3 separate regions of the Mus musculus genome follow, and regions 1 and 3 are each linked to region 2. The links are chromatin loops, found by intact Hi-C in ENCODE. Cell type or tissue: gastrocnemius. All regions are shown on one strand.

The links. Hi-C counts contacts between places; a loop is a spot of excess contacts. Peaks named below come from ENCODE experiments on the same cell type or tissue, not always from the same donor. Only the 100,000 strongest peaks of a DNase experiment are listed, where the experiment ranks them.
Region 1: it touches region 2 in a loop (1.9-fold over the local background); 9 of 42 quality-filtered maps call a loop at or near these places.
Region 3: a loop joins it to region 2, with 2.0 times the contacts of the local background. A loop is called at or near these places in 7 of 42 quality-filtered maps.

What each region holds. Positions count from the first base shown.
Region 1 is chr6:115,782,748-115,787,747 of GRCm38, forward strand. It overlaps Cand2 (cullin-associated and neddylation-dissociated 2 (putative)), which reads left to right. Exons shown (of 15, transcript NM_025958.2): 4 at 1-113; 5 at 2,359-2,624; 6 at 4,129-4,234; 7 at 4,383-4,522. Among named protein-coding and RNA genes, the nearest start is that of Mir7660, 9.6 kb to the left of the region's middle. In gastrocnemius, no CTCF peak of the experiment used is centred here; no DNase peak of the experiment used is centred here; H3K27ac peaks cover 1,242 bases.
Region 2 is chr6:115,607,227-115,612,226 of GRCm38, forward strand. It overlaps Mkrn2 (makorin, ring finger protein, 2), which reads left to right. Exons shown (of 8, transcript NM_023290.3): 2 at 2,355-2,483; 3 at 3,293-3,474; 4 at 4,409-4,713. Among named protein-coding and RNA genes, the nearest start is that of Mkrn2, 7.8 kb to the left of the region's middle. In gastrocnemius, a CTCF peak has its summit at 2,078 (motif pointing right); a DNase peak (open chromatin) is centred at 2,095; H3K27ac peaks cover 715 bases.
Region 3 is chr6:115,769,783-115,774,782 of GRCm38, forward strand. It overlaps Gm44180, which reads right to left and starts at 1,034. Exons shown (of 2, transcript XM_030255690.1): 1 at 1,010-1,034; 2 at 132-559. The coding sequence starts at 1,034. The coding sequence ends at 135. It overlaps Cand2 (cullin-associated and neddylation-dissociated 2 (putative)), which reads left to right and starts at 4,775. Exons shown (of 15, transcript NM_025958.2): 1 at 4,775-4,896. The coding sequence starts at 4,829. In gastrocnemius, CTCF peaks have their summits at 440 (motif pointing right), 640 and 3,041 (motif pointing left); DNase peaks (open chromatin) are centred at 4,492 and 4,865; H3K4me3 peaks cover 1,007 bases; H3K27ac peaks cover 1,189 bases.

The sequences.
Region 1 (5,000 bases), 180 kb after region 2:
GCTATCAATGTGTGTCGAAAGATCACAGGCCAACTCACCAGTGCCATCGCCCAGCAGGAGGATGTGGCTGTGCAGCTGGAAGCCCTGGACATCCTCTCTGACATGCTGAGCAGGTGAGCAAGTCCACTTTAGGCAAGAAAGATGGGGACAGGCAAGATTGAGATGAGTGGCCTGCATGCCAGGTCCTGTGCTTAGTCACCCAGCAGCCTTGCAAAGAAAGCAGTGTCATACTATGGAACTGGCTCTGGGAGGTCATTAGCTCCAAGGTCACACAGTCAGTAAGTTTCCGGTGACTTGTGCATTTGTTCTAGGGGCAGGAAAGGTTAGGTGCTAGCATATTGGTGCAACTGCATTGTTCCCGGGGAGGAATTCACAGGCAGGTTGGCCAACTATAGTAGAGTGATTAGGTCAGGTATAGGTCCCAAGCTGAAAAGGCCCAGCCCCGCTGCCAGGCAGGGGAATCTTACTGGAGCTGAGTCTTCATGGGCCCATCAGATCTAGGTCATCACAGAGGGCAGAGGCAGGAGAGGATTGTGAAAGGGTTCAGGTTTGGGGGTCAAGGGGACACTGATGCAGATTGCCTTTTTGATTAAAAGATTAAAAGGGCCAGGTGTGGTGGTGCACATCTTTAGTCCCAGTACTCCGGAGGCAGAGGCAGGCAGATCTCTATGAGTTCAAGGCCAGCCTGTTCAACAAAGAAAGTTCTAGGACAGACAGGGCTGTTACACAAAGAGACCCTATCTTGGGAGTGGGGGGGACCCAACATGGTGAGCTCTAAGCAGAGTTTAGGCCTATATGGCAGAGTGAGGTCCCTTAAAGGTTTCAGAGTTGAGAGGCATGTGGGTGACAGCTGTCCTTAATTGGTGTTTGTAATCAGGCCATCTCTGATCCAGGATGGCAGGGGTGGGGGGAGGATTCTTGTATTTGGAGGAAGGAGTGACCTTCAGGGGAAGAGGGGCCCATTGATGAATATGTATGCAACATTCAGGGGTTAGTCTGGGACCTAATACAGTGTCAGCAGCATGTGATCGTGACCTAAGCAGTCTCTGCTCTGGGTCCTAACAGACTTGAGCCGAGGCTTGTGCATGGTGAGCTGATTGTGGGAGCTGGTGTGCAGCAGTGAGGCTGGAGGGCTGGGCAGGGCCCAGGACACAGCCCTGTCTTCCTTTGCTCTTTCCTTCTGTAGTCTGGACAAGCAGGGCTGGATAGGAGTGTCTTTGTTTTTACATTTGCGGTAGGATTGTACAATCCTAGGTTTTATTCATACTGGGGAGGAACTCTACCACTGATCTATGTCTCTAGCCCTTGTCCTATTTTATTTTTGAGACTCCATCTCTCAGAGTTGCTCAGGCAGGCCTTGAACTCACTCTGTAACCCAGATTGGCCTTAAACCTGCAATCCTTCCACCTTAGCCCTCCTAGCAGGTGAGATTATAGGCCTGTGCCCCTAAGCCTGGCTTGGCTTCCATGAGCTGTCTGAAGAGGTGGACTCCGCAGGATGGGGTGGTGAGACTAGAGGATGACCGGAACCAGGAGATGAGAGAATTGGGGTGGGGTGCTCCGGGAGCAGAAGGGTGCAGTAGGAGATTATGTGTTGAGTTTGTGGAGCTTGGAAGGCACTCCTCAATCACGGGCTTCAAGGGCCAGAGTCTGTCCTTATGGCCCGACTTCTAGCATAGAACCTGTGACACGGCAGATGAATTAGTAGGTAAAGGCTGCAGCAGAGTGACCTGGGCCAGACACAGGAGAGTGAGGTCGTGGAGGGCAGCAGAGCAGGAAGAGAACAGCCTTAGGACACTGGGGTCAGAGTCACTGAGAGCTATTTGACTGTGGGAGAGGAGCTGAGGCCACCGAGAGCTGGTTCCACCCATGGGAAGACTATATGAGGGCTGGCGCTTGTCTTGCGTTCAGAGCTCAGTTTATCCAGAGGACACTGGGGAGCCATGGCAGGATTAAGCCTAGTGATCAAGTTTATTGGGTTTTATTCCCCTCGAGTCTCAGTAAGGAGGATAGACTTGCAGGGATGGGCATAGAGGCAAACCTCAGGCTCCCAAGAGTTCGGAGCATCCTCCCTGGAGCCCACATGCCCACTGCACTCCTCCCTGAGCTGAGAGGATGGACACCTGGGCTCAGGTCATGGACTTAGACTATTGACTTCAGAGCCTTCAGAAGGCAGTCTCGTGCCACTGGCTGCCCTATAATAAGCAGTTGAGTCACCCCCCACAGTTGGAGAGGTACCTTTTCACTTTCCAAGGGTCTTTGAATATCATTGGTAAGAGGTACAGAGAGGATGGGGATGCAGATCCTGACTGCCTGAATGCAATGCCTGGCCTGACATTCCCTCCCATCCTGTCCCCAGGCTAGGTGCCCCGTTGGGCACCTTCCATGCAAGCCTGCTGCACTGCCTATTGCCCCAGCTGAGCAGCCCACGCCTGGCTGTGCGCAAGCGCACTGTTGTCGCACTTGGTCATCTGGCAGCCGCCTGCAGCACTGACCTCTTCGTGGAGCTTGCTGACCACCTGGTGGACCGGCTGCCTGGGCCACGGGCACCCGCCAGCCCTGCAGCCATTCGAACCCTGATCCAGTGCTTGGGCAGCGTGGGCCGTCAGGCAGGCCATCGCCTGGGTGAGAGGGCAGGGCCAAAGCGTTGATGGGTGGAGGTAGGGGATATGCTCCTAGCAGGAGCATAAACTGGCTTTCCTTTTCTGAGTCTTCTGCCTCTTGGGTGGTCTCCTGGGACTGACTTCTGTGGCCTAGAGGCTTAGGGATAGTCCTTGCAAGTCATGATATGAAACCCTTATTCAGAATGTGTTCCAGCCTTCTACTTTGACAGGCACACCTTAACCTGGGAGCCAGGTTTGGAATCTTTCATCTTTTATTGAAAATAATAGGTCTACAGAAGCCATACTATTTAAAGTACACACCAGCATACAGTTGTGAGCTCACATCATAGTCAAAACACTCATCATTAGGCTGGAGAGATGGCTCAGTGGTTGGGAACATCGCCTGTTCTTCCAGAGGACCCAAGTTCAATTTCCAGCAACTACATGGCAGCTCACAGCTGTCTGTAATTTCAGTTCCAGGGGACCTGACACCCTCACACAGACATACAGGCAGGCAAAATACCAATGGACATAAAATTTAAAAGAAAGAAAAAGAAACCCACTCAGCATTCCCACCATTCCCATTTCCATCTCTGCCTCTCCTCAGATCACCACCGCAGGCTTCATCAGGTAAACTGTTAGCCACAGACACCTTAGGTGTTGCAAATTAGAACAAGACAGTGTGCGTGGAGGTAGCATAAATCAGCCCTCCTAAATCCTGGTGAGCCAGTGGTCTTTAGCAGCTACTCCTGGCTACCCTCTAGGGTTCATGTTTGGTTGGGCAGGAAACTGAGTTCCCAAGGATCCAAAAAAGTTTATAAAGGACTGTCTAGGGCTGGAGAGATGGGTCAGTGGTTAAGTGCATTTGCTGCACATGAGGACCAGAGTTCAGATTCTAACACCAGTATCAGGCTGCCAACAAATGCCTGTAATTTCAGTTCCAACAGATCTGACACCCTCTTTTGGTCTCTGCAGGCAACGTGTGTGTGTGTGTGTGTTTGTGTGTGTGTGTGTGTGTGTGCGCTAAAGGGGTTGAGACCCCTTTGGGGATCAAATGACTCTTTCATAGGTGTCACCTAAGATCATTGGAAAACAAATATTTACATTATGATTCATATCTAGCAAGATTACAGTTATGAAGTAGCAATGAAAATAATTGTATGGCTGGCAGTCACTACAAGGTAGTGGGTGGGGACCAGGCATAGGACCCTCTTGTTCTCACATCTGCAGCTCACACCCTAGTGTAGGAATAAGGCACATTCCTGACTATGCCTCAACCACATTTGCCCAACCTGCAGGGCCCAGAGCTTAGCTCTACCTGCATTGTTCATTGGTTCCCATGCCATCACCATCAGTAGACTGAGTCAGGACGTCTTTGCAAGTGGCCCACAGCCCCATAACATAGCAACCAGGCTACACCCCAGCCAGCTTCTAAGTTGAACCTGCCCTGCAAAGGCAAGGCTGGGCTGAGGCGAAGCTGGTGACTGAGGAAGGCTGGCTGCTTCAGTGACTCTTTGGCTCTGCAGGGGCCCACCTGGACCGCCTGGTGCCCATGGTGGAGGAGTTCTGCAACCTGGATGACGATGAGCTAAGAGAGTCCTGCCTCCAGGCCTTTGAGGCCTTCCTAAGAAAGTAAGTGTGGCAGTTGCGCCAGACAAAAGGCAGGGGAGCTCCACGGGAAGTTAGCGGGGATGGGGTGACAGCTCTTGACTTGTTTTGGGGCCCCACCCCTGCTCTTCCACGCTGAGTTCCAGTGAGGCCTCCCCTCCTTGTCCCTCAGGTGCCCCAAGGAGATGGACCCTCACGTACCCAATGTGACCAGCCTCTGCCTGCAGTACATGAAGCATGACCCCAACTATGACCATGACAGTGATGACGAAGAGCAGATGGAGACCGAGGACAGTGAATTCAGTGAGCAAGGTAGGTGGACAGCCTGTTTGAGGGAGAGCAGGGCACAGCAGCCAAAGCAGGGGCTACATGGCCTGCCTGGCTGGATGCTGCTCTTCTCTAGCTGTAGGGAAGGCAGTGCAGTCATCCTCCTGCTGCCCTGTTAAACAGCCCACACCAAAAATACCTGGGAAAGAAGTTAGTCTGTATTCCTCACATAGACAGTGAGGTGACAGCTGGTGTTGGGATGTGTGTGCTGTATCAGGTGTTATAAATATTTAGTGGTGACTTAAGGCTGGGAGTGGGGTGTGTAGGGTATATGTGACTACTCTCAGATATTGTCATCCAGGCTCCCACAAGTCCCAAGGGACAACTCTTAATTGTCACTTCCTGATTATCCACTGGTATTCTAAGCTCTTCCCTCATATTCCTCATAGTGACCCTAAGACCTAGGGGGAATCATACTCGTATTTCAGACAAGGAATCAAGGAAACACCCAGAAGTGACCTAG
Region 2 (5,000 bases):
CTGCAGCGTGTCCCTGCAGTGTGTCCCTGCAGTGTGTGCCTGCAGGCTGACTGTACCACAGTAGGGAATGTTCTGCAGTCTCCAGAAATCCCAGCCTAAGCGTGTGCCTTTCAGCTTCCCGGGCACCTCATTTTGAGCCAGCAGTGTTACAGCTGCTGACCAGGTGACCTGGTGAGCTCTGGTAGTGTGATTCCAGTCAAGGCTCCCAGCAGGCCTGCCCCTGCCTCACCCCACACAGAGCTACCTTCCAATCTCCACTTAACATGAGCTTGAGAACTCTGCCCTCCCTCAGCTGTGTCTGTGTCTCCTGTCTCTCTGCTTCCCCACCCTTCAGCCTTCACTCGGAAGATTTCATCAGTGTGACTAACGCCACTTGTCCTGTCCTTTATAGGCCTTAGTAAGAGCTGCACTCAGGGGAGCCTGAATAAAGCTGTGCTGAGCGGAGCAGTTCACACTGCACCCACTCATTTAAAAGTGATGTCAGCCTTCTGTTACTACAAAGGCAGTTATATAATATGTTCACAGTAGAAACACTGGGAAGGGCAGGTACTGTAAAAAGAAAAATGTCAAATGCCTGGGTTCCGGCAGCCTGTGGTCAGCATCAACAGCTTTGAGAGCTTTTGCCCTTTGCATATTTATTGAGCTTAGCCCTGTCTACTTCCACCCTCTTCTCCCTCTCCCATTGCCCCTTATCCTAGACAATTAAATACTTGGGTGGATCACCACTCTTAGCTCACTAGTTTATGTTTATGATATTTTTAACCAAAATGAGATCCTGTATATGGCTTTAAAAAAAAAAAAAGAATGTTGTGTGTACTAGTTAGTTTGTTGTCAATACAAGCGAAGAGTTGTATGGGAAGAGAAGTGTTGAGAATGCTTCCACCAGCTTAACCTGAAGGCAAGCCTGTTATTGCTTTTTCTTGACTAGTAATTGGTGTGGGAGGGAGAATCCAGCTCACTGGGCTGAGCAAACCAGTCAGCAGCATCTCTGCCTTGCGTTCCCTCAGTAATGGACTGCGACCTGGGAATTGAAAGCTGAAATAGACCCTTTCTAACTCACAGTGCTCTGGTCCTGGTGTTCATCATAAGAGTAGAAACCCAGGAGGATACTGGATAATGTGATAATTTAGTCATATAAGCAATCCCTGGAGCTCTACATGTTAGACAAATATGCTGAACCCCACAGTCTTCCCCCTTAACTGCCAACAGTCGCTCTGCTTTCTGCTTCTGTGAATTTAACTATTCAAAGTACCTTACATGAATCTGTTGGCACAATGTCCTTAAGGCTCATTCATGTCATGAGTTGGAAATGTTTTCCTTTTTAAGGCTGAATAATATCCCATATGTACATACATTTCATGAGGTTTGTGCACTTTTTCCTTTTCTTTTTCTTTTTTTTTTTTCCTTTGTTTTGTTTTTTGAGACAAAGGCTCACTGTGTATCCCTGGCTGGCCTTGGTTTTTTGTTTGTTTATTTGTTTTTTAAGTCTAGGTGTCATGTGCAGGCTAGCTTCAGATTTGTTATGCATCTAAGGATGACCTTGAATTTCTGATCCTTCTGGCTCTTACCTCCTAGTGCTTGAATTATAGGCATGCATTGCCACATCTGCTTTATTCTGTGCTAGGAGTAGGACTCATGGCTTAGCACATGCTAGGCAAGCACCCTACCGATAGAGCTAAATCCCCAGTCTCCTAAGAGTGCTAGGATTTCAGGTAAATGCCACCATGCCCAGCATCACTCGTGACTTCCAATGCCACTGTCTTCTTTGGGGATCAGTACAGCAGCATTGTGAGGCAGTATGTGTTGTCTTCATGGACAGGTGAAACGGCAAGGAAAAGGAAGAGGGCTTTGGGGACTTGGCTGAGCCTGGGACTTTCTCAGTCATTTTTTTTTAACAACTCCAGGAGAATGGGGAGGCGGGTTTTCTTTCCTGACATGTTTTTCCAGTTATAAAACTGATATCTTACATATTCAACATAAAGCAAGAGCTTCTCCATAGAAGGGTTTGAAAAGCATTTTATGTGTATGAATGTATGTATGTCTTGCATGTATGTCTTTGCACCACATGCACGCAGTGATTAAAGAGGCCAGAAGAGGGCATCAGATCCCCCTGAGCCTGGAGTTGAAGATGGTGGTTAGCTGTGGTATAGAGGCTGGAAATAGAGTCTGGGTCCTTTGCAAAAGCAGCAAGTGCTCTTAACCCCTCAAGATAGAAACTTTTGAGGTAATTTTTCTACAAAGCTGATCTTAGGTCTTACAAAATCATGGAAAATGAGTGCACTGTGGGCGCTTGGTGTGTAGTGCTCGTGAGTCCTCCAAGGCATAACTCATCTCTCCTGTACTTGGCTTCTCAGGTATTTTATGCATGGCGTATGTCGCGAAGGCAGCCAGTGCCTGTTCTCACATGACTTGGCGAACAGCAAGCCGTCCACCATCTGCAAATACTACCAGAAGGGCTACTGCGCCTATGGTGCACGCTGCAGGCAAGGCTGCCACGACTGTGGTTACTGGAGCTGTTTGGTTTTTGTTGACAGGGTTTTATGCCGCCTAGGCTGACTTCAAACTTTATATGTAGCCAAGGCTGGCTTTAAATTCTGGTCTCCTGCCCCCATCTCCAATGGTGGAAATACAGCTGTATGCCATATGCCTACCTGATCATGGGCCTTAATATGGGGAGATTTTAACTTAAAATTGTATTTAGAATATTAATAATTTGTGTCTGACCTTTAAACCCTGTATAGAACACCCTAGACTTTCCCACTGCTACAAGACAATACCCTCACTGGTTTTGTGTGTCACACGGTGATATGCCATTGGTTTGAAAGCCATTTCTGGTTCATGCTCAGGTGACTTCTGGCGTGGATGCTATGCCATTCATGCACACAGAGCTCTGTTGCTCCAGGCTAGAACAGTGTGAGGTACTCCATGTTTTGGTGAGCAGAGCCCATCTGGTCCTCACTGTCTGGCAGAGTGATAGAGTTTGAGTGGGTCACCTGTTCATGCACCCCCCCCCCCCCAATCAGTGTGTCCTGAGGATTCCTACCAAAGGGCCTGTCATGGTAGCACGGGTGTCAAGGGCTTTCCTTGGCAGTAGATGGGTCTCTGTCAGTCCTACTGGGATACAGGTGTGGGTATAGGTAACAGGACACATGGCCCCAATAGCCTCTTTCAGTTGAGAGTACAGAAACAGGTCCTCAGTGAGTTCAGCTGTTGGTGGCTGGGGGTGCAGGGGAGGGGAGGGTGCAGGTGTTAGGGCCTGCATGGCCATGACACATTGTTATGTTTTGTTCAGATATGATCATACAAAGCCCCCAGCTGCAGCAGGTGGAGCTGTGGGTCCTGCACCCAACCCTTCGCCCTCCTCAGGCCTGCATAGTCCTCACCCTTCTCCTGACATTGCCACATCTGTTATGAGGACACATTCGAATGAACCTGGAAAACGGGAGAAGAAGACGCTGGTGCTCAGAGACCGCAGTGAGTGAAGTGCAGCTTTTGCTGCCTCTGGGTGTGCTGCTCTCGGGCTCTCAGGCCTCCTTCTCACGACACTCCTGACACTCCAGGAGTCTAGAGTTGATCTGAAAACAGGCTGCAGAGCTTCAGAGGTGGCTCTCCACAGCTTGGCTGAGCTCCACTTTGAGCCCAGCAAAGCATCAGAGGAGTCTTTTGTCCCATGAAGTTGCCTCTTCATAGGAGTCACCGACTATTCACTTCTAGCTGGGTGTTTTAATGGTGGGCATGTGTCACTTTCTTGTTTGGTGCTGTGTCCTGGTAGTGACTACTTTGGGGGTTTCAAGAGCATCTTCAGACATAGCACAAGGATGAGGTCTGGGCCCATAACAGGTTTGAGAGAAAAAAAGGCATCAAATGGAAAAGGCTTTTGAGCTGCTGGGCCTCGCTGGGAAGTTTCCTAGTTCTTGGGGTTATTCCCCTCGGAATAGGCACATTCTACTCCTAGCAAACACATCATCAGCTTGATGCAGTGGGTCATCTCTGACAATGTCAGCCGTGTGTGACAGGGCAAAATCCCACTGACTTCAGGTCTCAGGATTTTTGCATTTACAAAGGAGCCCCTGTGTTCTGTTCATCTTGTTGGTTCCTTCATGTTTTGAGGTGGTTTTAGCATTAAGTGGTCTGTATGTTGCCATCTGGTATTCTGTATAAAAAGACTACATTTTCTTTTGCTGTTCACGAATGTTCTACTGCCTGGGCCACCCTCTAGCCTCTGTACTGTTGTTGCTCTTGGGCCTGCTTTTCACTAGCTATTCCTAGTGTGGGCTATTAGTTGATAGGACAGGTTGAGCATGTGTGTGTGTGTGTGTGTGTGTGTGTGTGTGTGTGTGTGTGTGTGTGTGTGTGTGTGTGTATTTTGTGTTGAGATCTCACTTGTATGTGTGTGTTTTGTGTTGAGATCTCACTGGTCTGGCTGAAGATAAGACTCCTCCAAGCAAAGTGAATAATCCAGGTGGCTGCAGTGACCCTCAGACCAGCCCAGAGATGAAGCCCCATTCCTACCTAGATGCCATCAGGACTGGCCTGGATGACTTGGAGGCCAGCAGCTCCTACAGCAATGAGCCGCAGTTGTGCCCCTATGCTGCCGCTGGGGAGTGTCGCTTTGGAGATGCCTGTGTCTACCTGCATGGGGACATGTGTGAGATCTGCAGGCTTCAAGTCCTCCACCCCTTTGACCCAGAACAAAGGAAAGCTCACGAGAAGGTAACTTAAAAACCTTGGCATGAAATCATTTGAAGAAGCCTGAATGAACCACAGGACGGAGTCATTCAGGAGTCTCACAGACATCTTTCTGCCAGAAATTCCTGTGTTACGTTCCTGGCTTGTTTTTATTCTGTTTTTAAGTTCTTTTTCTGTTGCCATTTTTGATTATTGAGAACAAAAAAGAATAAGAAGTATTAGAAATGCAAAGTTCAGGGCTGGAAAGATGGCTCACCAGTTAAGAGCACTTGTTGAGCCTGGCAGTGGTGGCACACATCTTTGATCCCAGC
Region 3 (5,000 bases), 160 kb after region 2:
CCACTCGCAATCATATACTTAGGTACCTTTGACCCCATGGAAAAAATATCTAACATTCAGAACTACTGATAACAGGAAGAAGAGGAAAACCATTTTTTTTTTGACAATGAAATGTTTCCCCTCATAGTGGACTCTTATGCACGTTCTCTGAGTATGCGGAGTGCTAGCTGGATATCTTTTGGCATAATTGTTACACTTTTGGCATGGATAGCACACAGATTGGTATCTTCAAAAAGGCCAACCAGATAAGCCTGACTTGCTTCCTGCAAAGCACCAATAGCTGCACTCTGGAAGCACAGATCTGTTTTGAAGTCCTGAGCGATTTCTCGAACCAGACGCTGAAAGGGGAGCTTGCGGATCAGAAGTTCAGGGGACTTCTGATAGCATCTGATTTCACGGAGTACCACAGTACCAGGCCTGTAACGATGAGGTTTCTTCACCCCTCCAGTAGAGGGCGCACTCTTGCGAGCGGCTTTTGTAGCCAGTTGTTTCCTGGGTGCTTTACCACCGGTGGATTTGCGAGCAGTCTGCTTTGTGCGAGCCACGGTATGGACACCTCCTTACTTACCCCCCTTCTCCTTTGGCTGGAGCTCGGCAAGCCAGAAGCGGCGCTGGCGTTGGAGAGCGGCGGCCCAAAGCATCTTTGAATACACCATAGAACCTTGGTTATTGAGAAGGAGGAGGGCTCTCTGCTTCCTGTGCATATGAAATGTGGTCTCTTTGCTTCCTGGCTGATAGGCTCCTGCTGGCATGATGGACTGTAACCATTCTGGAACACATTCCTCAATGGCTAGCAAGTTTCTTCAGGTGCAGCCCGGGCTAGAAGCAGGCTGAGGACTGTGTTCAGATTCCAGAGGACCCCCCCTCCCCCCAGTCCTTGGGCTAGCAGACCTCTTTCAATAGCTCCTTCTTGTGCCTCAAAACTCTAGGCTCCGCATGTGCCTTTTACCAGTAGGAAGTTTGGAATCTTCAGGGTTGAGACATCAGGGGTAGAAGCACACCTAGTCACCATCAAATTCTACAGCACTCATCATGGTGTCGCCACATAGGCAACAAAGAATGGAAAATAGTTCCAGGAGGATGAGTTTCTGACTTTCCCACAGGTCAAAGTCAGTCACCTGCTATTGGATACAGTTTGATCCCCAGAGTCTCCAGCTGTAGGTTTAGCCCTGTGACCTCGATCTTAACTAGGCCTCTGTTGCTGTGTTAAAACACCATGACCTAGGCAACTAATAGAAGTGAGGGTTTGTTTGGCTTTACGGTCCCAGAGGGACAAGAGTCCATCCTGGCTGGAAAGTGACAGCAGGTCTGGCAAGAAGAGCAGGAAGTTCAGCTGTCACATCTTTCAGAGAAACTGTGCTCTGTCAAAGTCCACCCCTCCCGACATACTGTCTCCATCAAGACTGCACCTCCTAAGCTTCCCCAAGCGGGTTACTAACTGAGGACCAAGTGTGTTAATGCCTCAGGCCATGGGAGACATTTCTTATTCACAGCAGCACACTTAGTGGTGTTTTATTTAGAACCCTTTTTGAGGTGTCAAACTCTTCTCTTGTCTTGAGACCTAACAGACTTTGGAGGGCAGGGGCAGAATACTGGCTGTCCTTTTTGTCTCTTTATACTATTGATTTCAATCTTTAAGCATGGCTATTGAACACCCAGAAGTTCCATTAAAAACAGTCTCGAAGGAAGAATGATGATGGAAATTTAAATTTTGTAACACATAAAATGAATAGATTTTACTGTTGGGCGGTGGTGTTGCACACCTTTAAGCCCAGCACTCAAGAAGCAGAGGCAGGGCCAGGGGCAGGGGCAGGGGCAGGGGTAGAGGCAGGCAGATCTCTGAGTTTGACTCCAGCCTAGCCTACAGAGTGAGTACAGGACAGCCAAGGCTACACAGAGAAACTCTGTCTTTTGGTTTTTTTATAAGATTCATTTATTTATTATATGTAAGTACACAGTAGATGTCTTCAGACACCCCCATAAGAGGGCATCAGATCTCAGATCTCATTACAGATGGTTGTGAGCCACCATGTGGTTGCTGGGATTTGAACTCAGGACCTTCAGAAGGGCAGTCAGTGCTCTTAACCGCTGAGCCATCTCTCCAGCCCACCCTGTCTTGAGAAACCAAAATTAACTAGTTAATTAATTATGGGTAGAAGGATGGCTCAGTGGTTTAGAGCACTTGTTATTCTTCTTTTAAAAAAAGATTTATTTATTAATTTATTTTATGTATGAGAGTACACTGTAGCTGTACAGATGGTTGTGAGCCTTCTATGTGGTTGTTGGGAATTGAATTTTAGGACCTCTGCTCACACCGGTCAACCCTGCTTGCTCAGGCCCAGAGATTTATTTATTATTTTACATAAGTACACTGTAGCTGACTTCAAACACACCAGAAGAGGGCATCAAATCTCATTACGGGTGGTTGTGAGCCACCATGTGGTTACTGGAATTTGAACTCAGGACCTTCAGAAGAACAGTCAGTGCTCTTACCCACTGAGCCATCTCGCCAGCCCTGAGCACTTGTTACTCTTGCAGAGGACCTGGGTTCAATTCTCAGCACCCACATGGTGGTTCACAACCGTCTATAACTCTAGTTCCAGGGGATCTGACGCCCTCCTCTGGCCTCTTCGGGTACTGCATTCACATGGTACACAGACATACATGCAAGCTAAACATTCATATACATAAAATAAGACAAACCTTTAAATTACTTTAAAAAGTTTGATTGGAATACAAATCCAATGTAAGATGATGCACTCTACAGTTAGAAAACGCATGCTTTCATTCAACACATGCAGGCTTCCAGAGTCCCACTAAGTGCTCAAGGAGTAAGATCTGAAACTCTGAACTGTAAACAGGGTTTACCAGAGGAGTGAAATAGCAACCTTTACCCAAATCAGTCTATTGTTATAAAAAATGAAAAAGGGGGCTGGAGAGATGGCTCAGTAGTTAAAACCATTTATTGCTCTTGCACAGGTCCTGGGGTCCCAGTATGCATGTGACAGCTCACAACAGTGGGTAACTACAGTTTCTTGGAGTCTATTGCCCTCTTCTGTCCTTCATGGGTACTGCAATATATATATATATATATATATATATATATATACACACACATATATATATATACACACACATATATATATACACACACATATATATACATATACATATACACACATACATATATACACACATATATATACATATATACATACGCATACATACATACACACACACACACACATATATATATATATATATATATATATATATATATATATATATACACACACATATACATATGTGTATGTGAGCAAGAAACTCCTAGATACAAAATACAAATAAATAATAATGATAAAATGTAAAAAATTCCAATTTTGTCTCCACTGTCATTTACTAAATAACTGCCTAAGGTGCCAAGTGATTGCTATATTTCTCCCTGGGAGTATTCACAGTCCCCTGAAGGGCTGTCTCCCCTTCTCATTCATGAAACAATGACTTTCTTCTGGGATGGCCACATAGGTGTGAGCGAGACAGGAGCAAGAAGACTAGGAGAAATGTAGAGGTCCCTAGCCTCCAAGGCTTGGGACTTTGTAGCCACTGTTCAGTCATCTAGAGGAAGAGAAGTTGGATTAGGAGTCGGAAATCAAAGATGTAGCAGATGTCTCATTTAAATCCTTCCTTTCTTTATCTTTTTTTCTAAAGACAGGATCTATGTAGCCAAGGTTGAAATTTTGATCCTCCTGCCTTCCTGCCTTCACCTGCCAAGTTCTGGAATTGCAGGTATGAGACACCCCAGCCCCCTAGATTTCCTTTTACCAACCTGAGGGTGTGGCTCTGTGGTAGAGAAGAACCAAAACAGAAATTTTAATACATTTAAGATAAAACTTTCTTAACCAGGGTCTTGGTGCATGCCTTTAATCTCAATACCTGGGAGAAAGAGGCAGGCAGGTCTCTGAGTTTGAGGCTAGCCTGGTCTACAAAGTGAGTTTCAGGGCAGCAATTACTATACAGAGAAACCTTGTCTCAAAAAACAAAAACAAAAACAAAAAAGAAAAAACAAAACAAAGCAAGAAAGATAAAGGTTTCTTTTATTCCTTTGAGTAACTAAAAATAGCCAGCAGAGGTTGTGTGACTCCCCAAGCTAGGTAGCAGAGATTTGAAGCGACACTTCCTTTCCAGTTTAAAGAGTCCCCCTAAAGATCTACGCGCGCGCGCGCGCACACACACACACACACACACACACACACCTCCTAACTGGGGAAAACTGTGATCAACTTTAGGGAACAGCTATTGCTCTCGGCTTTGGGAACCTGAAGTCCGTCCTTAATTCATCTCAGGTTCTTTGGCTGTGTGGAACCTGGTAGAATCTGGAATTGCCATCCCATGTCCCTGTTTGCATGAGTGCCATTGAGAGAGCAAAGTCAAGGGGTCTTCAAGGCACAATCGGGAGAAGGCGTGGTCAGGGCCGGGTGGTGAGCTGCTGGTGCCCATGCTGAGCAGAGCTGTCCAGGAGAGGGGGCCAGGCCCGTTACTTCAGTCCTGCTCGGGACAGGAGGGGAGAGAGAGAGAGAGAGAGAGAGAGAGAGAGAGAGAGAGAGAGAGAGAGAGAGAGAGAGAGAGAGAGAGAGAGAGAGAGAGAGAGAGAGAGAGAGAGAGAGAGAGAGAGAGAGAGAGAGAGAGAGAGAGAGAGAGAGAGAGAGAGAGAGAGAGAGAGAGAGAGAGAGAGAAGGGGCGTGGCCGGTGGGGGAGGGGGCGTGGTGGAGGGGAGGGGAGGCCGCGCCGCCATATTCGATTCGACCCGCAACCCCGCGGCGCAGCCAGCATGAGTACCGGTGCCTTCTACATCTCCAGCCTGCTGGAGAAGATGACGTCCAGCGACAAAGACTTCAGGTGCGCCCTGTGGGGGCTCGGGACTCGTTTTCAGGGGTCTCAGCCTGTCCCGGCCGCCCCTCTGCTCCCCTGCCCCCCCCCTGCGGACCCCTGTGGGAGCCCCC